2 separate regions of the Homo sapiens genome follow, and region 2 is linked to region 1. The links are chromatin contacts, found by Hi-C in ENCODE. All regions are on one chromosome and are shown on one strand. The core of a region is the stretch at or near the end of the contact, and the rest is flanking DNA. Distances in the headings are between cores, read along the strand shown.

Region 1 (3,337 bases), core at 531-3,030:
AGGCTATCTCACCTCCTTCACGTTTACTCAATATCTTTTTCTTCATAAAGCCTACCCTGATCACACCCTATTTAAGATTATAACCCCCTTCTCTTCCCACCCCAAGAAACATCCTCTGGAACCCCTTAACGTGTTTTGCTTTTTTCTCTTCCTAATTTATCATGTCTGATTAGTGTCTATGTCCTCCTGCTAGAATGTAAGCTCTGAAAGAACAGAAATCTTTGCCTGTTCTCATCACTGATAAATCCCAAGTACTAGAGAAGTGCCTATCAAATCATGAACACTTCAATAAATACTTGCTGAATGAATGAAGTTTAAAAAAATCTGCTACAAATGCTTCTCAAACTTTAATGCACACTGAAGATCTTGTTAGAAATGCAGATTCTAAGTCTGGGTTGGAGGCCAAGATTCTGCATTTCGAAGAAACTTCCAGGCCATGCTGATACTGCTGGGTTCTGTGAGAAGCAAGGATCTACATCACCCCTACTATCATCCAATTATTATACTGTACATAATAAAACATAATTTTTAACAATTAACCAAAAAATTTTCAAGTATGACCAGTACACAACTGACTCAAATTTCTACAGCACGCAAAGGACCACTCTGGCTAGGAGACAAATGAAAGCAACTTAATTTCCAAGAACTGTAGGTCAGCCATATTAAACAGCAATGTGATAATAGACTTCCAGCCCCCCGAAATACATAATGATGTACTTAGATCAATTCAAAAATATGTGATAATGATATATCTGTATTAATGTAGACTATAAAATTATTATGAAAGTGAAATATCTACTTCTAAGACATAAAGCCCAACAAATCAAAAACACTTAAAAACAAGAAAATGAATTCACGGTATTAAGATGTTTTCAACTCTTACCTCGAGAGCTTTAAAAAAACATTTGGAATTGTCTGAAGACTTTAAAAACTTCACAAAAAACGGTTCTTTGTCATTTCTGGACATTTCTGAACTGTCAAAATAAAGGAACCATTAACAAGAACAAAACCACATTAGATAAAAAGTTGCATGTTTAACCTACCTATTTTTCTGTGCAGACAAGAATGCCTAAAGACAGACATTCTGGCTCTGCCCGTGAATTCGTCAACGGCATTTCTAAGAAATCCTGGAACTTGGACAAAGCCAAGGTAAAAGATGACAACACCAATCCTTGCAAATCAGACAGCAAAATTAACCCGAATTGAATACACTGAGGAAGGCCCTGCTATGAAGGCTCTAAGCCCTTTAGGCCAATGGACATTCAATTGCACTTGTTTTAAGGATACACAGAGTGTATCTGTCCCTGCGGATACCCACGGCCTGCGAGGTACGTTCATCCCTCAGTAAACAGATTTTAAATATAAACATGGAAGCCAGTTAGCATGGTCTTGGCCCTGCATAAGGCTAGATGCTCCGGTTCCCATCTCCAGGAAAAGGCCTGGCTCTGGGATCACGGAAGCCACGTCCTCTCGGCGTCAAAGGCCCACCCGCCGGCTCCAGGGCCAGTTACCAGGACAGGAAAAGAGGGTCCTGAAGGCCACAGAAGGCATCGCGAACCCCAGTTGGGGCTGGGGAGGAGCTGTGTCCCCACTCCGCGCCTCACTTACCTCGTTGGAGCCTCGGGGTCTCCGGGCGGCGAGTCGGGGGACGCGCTGGCCGCAGGGCGGTGGCTGGGGTCGGGCGCCAGCCCGGCGCACAGCCCCCTCCCCCGACTCGGCGCCGCCCCTACCCCAAAGCAAACGCTGGAGAACCCGGAAATTGCCCAGAACGGGAACCGACTTTCGCGCCAACCGCGCGGCCGCGCTTGCCTTTTCCGGTGGAAGTGACGCCATCGGCAGCTGCAGCAGAAGAGCGGAAATGTCAAACGTGGAGGTGAGCAGTCTGTGGGCGGTGGGGCTTCAGGGAAAGCTTGGGCCGGACCCTTTGGGTTTAGGGCTTTGCTGGGCGGGCCTAGTCTCCGCTGCGAGTAGGCCCAGCGCCGTCGGTTCAAGAGGTAGGACCACAGGCCAGGAATACTCCTTTACTGTTAAAAAAGCCAGGGAAAGAAAGGATTTCCTCAATAGATATTTATTTTACACCTGTCTTATACCAGGCATGCACGGGAAAAGGTATTATCCAAAACAATTCCGTGAGGCAAATAGTGGTAGTTCCATTTTGTAGATGTAAAAACGGAGGAAGTTAAATGATGGGTTCAAGGGCACACGGCTAGTAGGTGGTAGAATTAATACTGCATCCAGGTCTTCTGACTACGGACTGGGTGGTTTCCCTCCAACACAGCAGGAATAGAATCACCGCCTAACACAGCCACAAGATGGCAAGGGAAGAAAGGATGACTTATTACACAGCTAATGCAAAGGGATCTTTGTCAAGATCTTCAATGGTCTCCCCTCCTCCTCCCCTTCAGTGGACATCGCCGTTCTCTTTCTCTGCATCTGCCTCAGTACTGGGGAGATTCTGGGACTGAACCTAAGATTCAGATGGCAGAGAGCAAAGGGAGAGGGGATAAGATGGGCCTGCAAACCTTAGTGATAACCAGCGGAAAACTGATTCGTTGTTGCTTCTTTTCATTTTATTCTTTTTTAAAAAAATTTTTTCTTATTTTATAAAATCTAGCCACTATACTAATGAGGATCATTTTATTATTCACTGCTGAGATTGAGAAAATGACTTTGGATTTACTAATGTAAAAGTATAATGCCATGTCCCTTGATTGTTTTTGTTTTTCTTTTCTTTTTAGAGCCTAAAGATAGTAATGAGCAGCTTGAGTCTTAAGTTTTTGAATACACCGATGGAAGGTGACAAAGATTCTTTGCTTGGCCAAACTTTAGTCAGACTCCTCAACCTTCTCGTAGGTTTATCTGTGCATTTCCTTGGAAAATCCAGTTAGAACCCTCTACCCTCAATATCTGATCAGGTTCCTCATCCTCTACCATCCAAGGTGATGTCTGATCACCTTGACCTATTTTCAGCAAGAAACCCCTTTACTCCTGAAGTTCCTTCTTAGTAATTTTTTATCCAGTGACCCCAAGCTTTTTGTTCCTTGGCTATAAATTCCCACTTGCCCATGGTGTATTTAGAGTTGAGCCCACTCTCTCTCTCCTAATTCAGAATCCCATTGCCATGGTTGCTATACCTATCCTGATGGTCCGGAATAAAATCTGTCTTACTGTGCTTTAATAAATATCATTAATTTTTTTTTTTTTTTTTTTTTACCAGAAATGAGTCAGAATCAATTAACACTGGGGCTCAAAGGTAAAGGCCTATTGCTGGGGGAAGGGTGAAGAAAGCCTTAAAAGCAAAAAAACAAAAATCACTAGAGGTGGGAAAAAAAAGAAA
Region 2 (3,337 bases), core at 394-2,893, 620 kb before region 1:
AACCTATAGCTGCCCAAGCCCCACTTCTCATCCCAATCAGAATCTCCAGGCACAGGGCCCCACAACCTACTTCCATAAATACTTACCATCCAGCTAGGCTTGAGAACCACTGGTTTAATGACAGCAAACAAACTTTTTTTGAGGCTTTCAAAACATTTTTCTTGCTTAGACATTTCTTTACTCCTGCTGTAGCCAGAACCATTGCTGTGACAGGTTTAACATGTTCCCAGAAACTCTGAATTTTGTGCGATGCCATCTCTGATAGGGACAATGTGATGAACAATGTCTGAGATTGCTAGGTGGGCTTCACTTCTGGGGATGAGAAGCCAGAGAAGTTCAGGACACACTGACAAAGGTGAAGTTTTCTCTAAGCGACAGTTTGATCACCTTGATAGTGAGAGAGAAATGCTGAAGCAGGGTTATACCACCTGGTTTCAAGAGATGAGAGATGAAGGTTTTGGAGAATTCAGCACTTAAGAATCTTGAACCACGGCGGTACACTACTGGGTAATAAGAGCTTGGCTACGCTGAACGACAAAGGTTCTAGCTGGCCAGTCCGAAAACACTGAGTCCTTAGGTCAAATTTGAGAAATGACAGGGCCAGTGGGAGTCCTAACTTCTAGACTCTGGAATTACTGACAGAAGAATATTTGGACAGTTTTTAAGACCCTCAAGGCATATTATTTTACAACCTCTTTAGCTTATGCCTGAATTTGTGCTGTGACTGTTAGCTTCCCGGATGTTTTCTCCACATGCTTCTTTCTGAACTAGCCTGTATAGTTCTACAACAAATTGTTACGTTTTGAGAAGCAGGGACCACTTATACCACTTCTCTGGCCAAGTGTCTGGCACCGCGCCACTCAGACACACACGCCCAACCCTTTAGGATTAACGTAGACACAGTGTTCTCTTCCATGGCCATTCCGTCTCCACTTCTGGTTCCACACTCCAGTCACCAAGTTGGCATGATTGCTGCTCCATAGACCAAGGGTGGGTAATGTGGGGATTAAACACACCTTCCCTCAGCTGGTGCCCAAACTGTAAGCATCACCGGGACACCCCATGTAGCCACAGGAACGCTTCTCATCAGTGGAAGAAGGACAAGAAAGGTCGTGCAAGTTTCAAATTACGTGGAGCTGGGGCTACAGCCATTACTTTCGGACAGGTGCAATTCAAAGCGTGATCCTCCGACCAAGAGCTTCGTCATCGCCACCTGGGAGCTTATTAGAAATGCAGGATCTCAGGTCTCCACCCCAGACCTTCTGGATCAGAATCCGCATTTTAACAAGAGAGTCAAGTGATTCTTATTTATATTAGAATTTGAGAAGTCAATTGATCTGGTAATTGATCAACTGAGTGCCACTTAGCCCCCGAAAACAGAGACCCTTTGTGCCCGCCTCGCACCCGCTCTGCTAGGTAGCAACCGAACCCCCAGAGACATCGGAGCGGGCGCTGCCGAGGGCAATTTGGTGATTGGCTGGTCTCACCACGTGACCGGCGCTGAGCCTTCCGTGCGACCGGATTGGCTGTCGCGGACGCTGACGGACAAGGCCGGGGCGGGCCAGAGCCTGGTCGGAGGGGCGCGCGCGGGGGCCCGAGGGGCGAAGGCGCGAGTGCGCGAGAGCGCGTGCGCGAGCGGTGGGGCTTTCTCCTGAGCCGTCGGAGGGAGCCGGAGCGCTTCTCCCGAGGTAAGCGGCGCTCCGGGGCGTCCCCCCAGTCCTTCCCATGCTGGGTCCCGGCAAGCGGGTTAGGCTGGGCTGGGCGGGGCTCGGGGAGGTGTGGGGTCAGCTTGCCCCGGGAGCCCAGCTTCAGGGAGGATGCAGCCCCGGTTGCCTTGGTTTCCCTTTTCCTATCCTCTCAGGCACCTTCCCATCCTCCCCACTGCGTGACGGGTCTGCCCGAGGGGAGTTGCCCACCTGGCAGCCCTGCCTCCGCCTTTGTTTCCCGCCTGGAGGGTTGCTGGCATGAACCCCCTCCCCAGGTGGAGGGTGCGGGTGATGGGGCGCGGGCGTCAGGAGCGCTGGACCTGGGCTGGGGCCGAGGAGGAGGTGGCTTTAATGCAGGGGGACCTGTCACATGGGGAAACGAAGAAGAAGAAATGTAGTGTCACTTTGGCCAGCCCGAGGGACTCGAACTAATCCTGCGGCCGCGAGCGGAGCCGAATTCCTAGCGCAGCTGTGCGAAGAGCCCTCCTGCCTAGGTGCCGGCGGCCTCGCCGGGGACGGAGCCTCCGTGCTGCCCGGGAGGTTGCTCTGCCGGCTGGACCTGGCGGTTTTCACCCCAGAGTTGCAGCGAAATTGAACGCTTTGAGCCTGCTGGAGGAATCCAGAGATTGGTTCAGGGGCTATTTTTTTTTTTAAGCAGTTGGGCACCGGTGGAGCCGGTCTAAATGAAAGTCTACAAAAACCAATTTCAGATGCAGCGTAACTGATGACTGGTAAATGGTGAGGAGGGAAATGCCTGCAGTGAACTGCAGACCACCACACTGAGATTCTTCCTTAAGAAGATAGGGGTTTTTTTCGGAGGAAAGGTTGTAGTTTCTGCAAACAGGTTTTTCTGGGGGTACCCAGGAAGGTTATTACTTATTTTCAGCATGTTACTGGGTTGTGGGGAGAGGGAAGGCAGGGTCTAAACTAAACCTACTCACACGTCCTTAATTCTTTGAAAAGTGTGTGCTCGATGAAGACCATTTGGCTGCCAAAAGAGGTTTGTATGGGAGTCCGGGGGAGATGGATTGTTGCCTTTAAATCATACTTTAAAAAGGGGAAGGTATGTCCAGGAACTTAAGAGCAGGTCAAGCTATGGAAAGTATTCCCTGCCTCTCCTCCATTTCCCCAGACAGCTCATAGGCAAACATAAAAAGTCCCTTCAATTTTCCACGGGTTAACTTCTTGATTTGTTGGATACACCTGGTAATCTACTCTGTAAGAAATGGTTCAACTAACTCATTATGAAGATATTACTGTGTTCTGGACTTTCCACGTAATTTATTCAGAACTCTTTCTGGTATGAGATGGATAAGGGTCTCTCTACCTTGTCCCTTGGAGACATCCTGATACCTTCAAAGCCCTTTATAGCTCTTACATTCCCTGTACAACAACATGTTTCTTTAGGAAATGACCTGATTTCAAACCTCTAAAACACACCCCATGCCTGTGAAATGCCTACACTTGCCAAGAATTCAGTTTACTAGGCAAGATAAATATATTTTTTTAAGAGGGAACACCTAAATTTGTTAGGGGTATCAAATTCAGGTTTATCAGCCACCGGAAATCAAATTTTGTCGGTTTTCTGAGATGAATGAAAGTAAAAGAACAAGTTGCTGCAAAGCTCATTT

Evidence for each region. Hi-C counts contacts between places; a loop is a spot of excess contacts on that map. Pooled maps may share reads with other maps.
Region 2: a map of sigmoid colon shows a loop between it and region 1 (4-fold over the local background). The contact joins the promoter of TMEM108 here to the promoter of TOPBP1 in region 1. A Hi-C loop is called at or near these places in 2 of 168 maps with a recorded cell type or tissue (ascending aorta and sigmoid colon) and 7 of 50 pooled maps.

What each region holds. Positions count from the first base shown.
Region 1 is chr3:133,660,161-133,663,497 of GRCh38, forward strand. TOPBP1 (DNA topoisomerase II binding protein 1) reads right to left here and starts at 1,781. Exons shown (of 28, transcript NM_007027.4): 1 at 1,609-1,781; 2 at 884-974. The coding sequence starts at 967. It overlaps LOC124909487, which reads left to right and starts at 1,066. Exons shown (of 3, transcript XM_047449438.1): 1 at 1,066-1,186; 2 at 1,353-1,873; 3 at 2,739-3,178. The coding sequence starts at 1,066. The coding sequence ends at 2,888. It also overlaps a transcript of TF not described here. RefSeq lists a silencer at 1,568-1,737 and an enhancer at 2,138-2,207.
Region 2 is chr3:133,036,748-133,040,084 of GRCh38, forward strand. It overlaps TMEM108 (transmembrane protein 108), which reads left to right and starts at 1,644. Exons shown (of 6, transcript NM_023943.4): 1 at 1,644-1,688. RefSeq lists an enhancer at 1,338-1,632.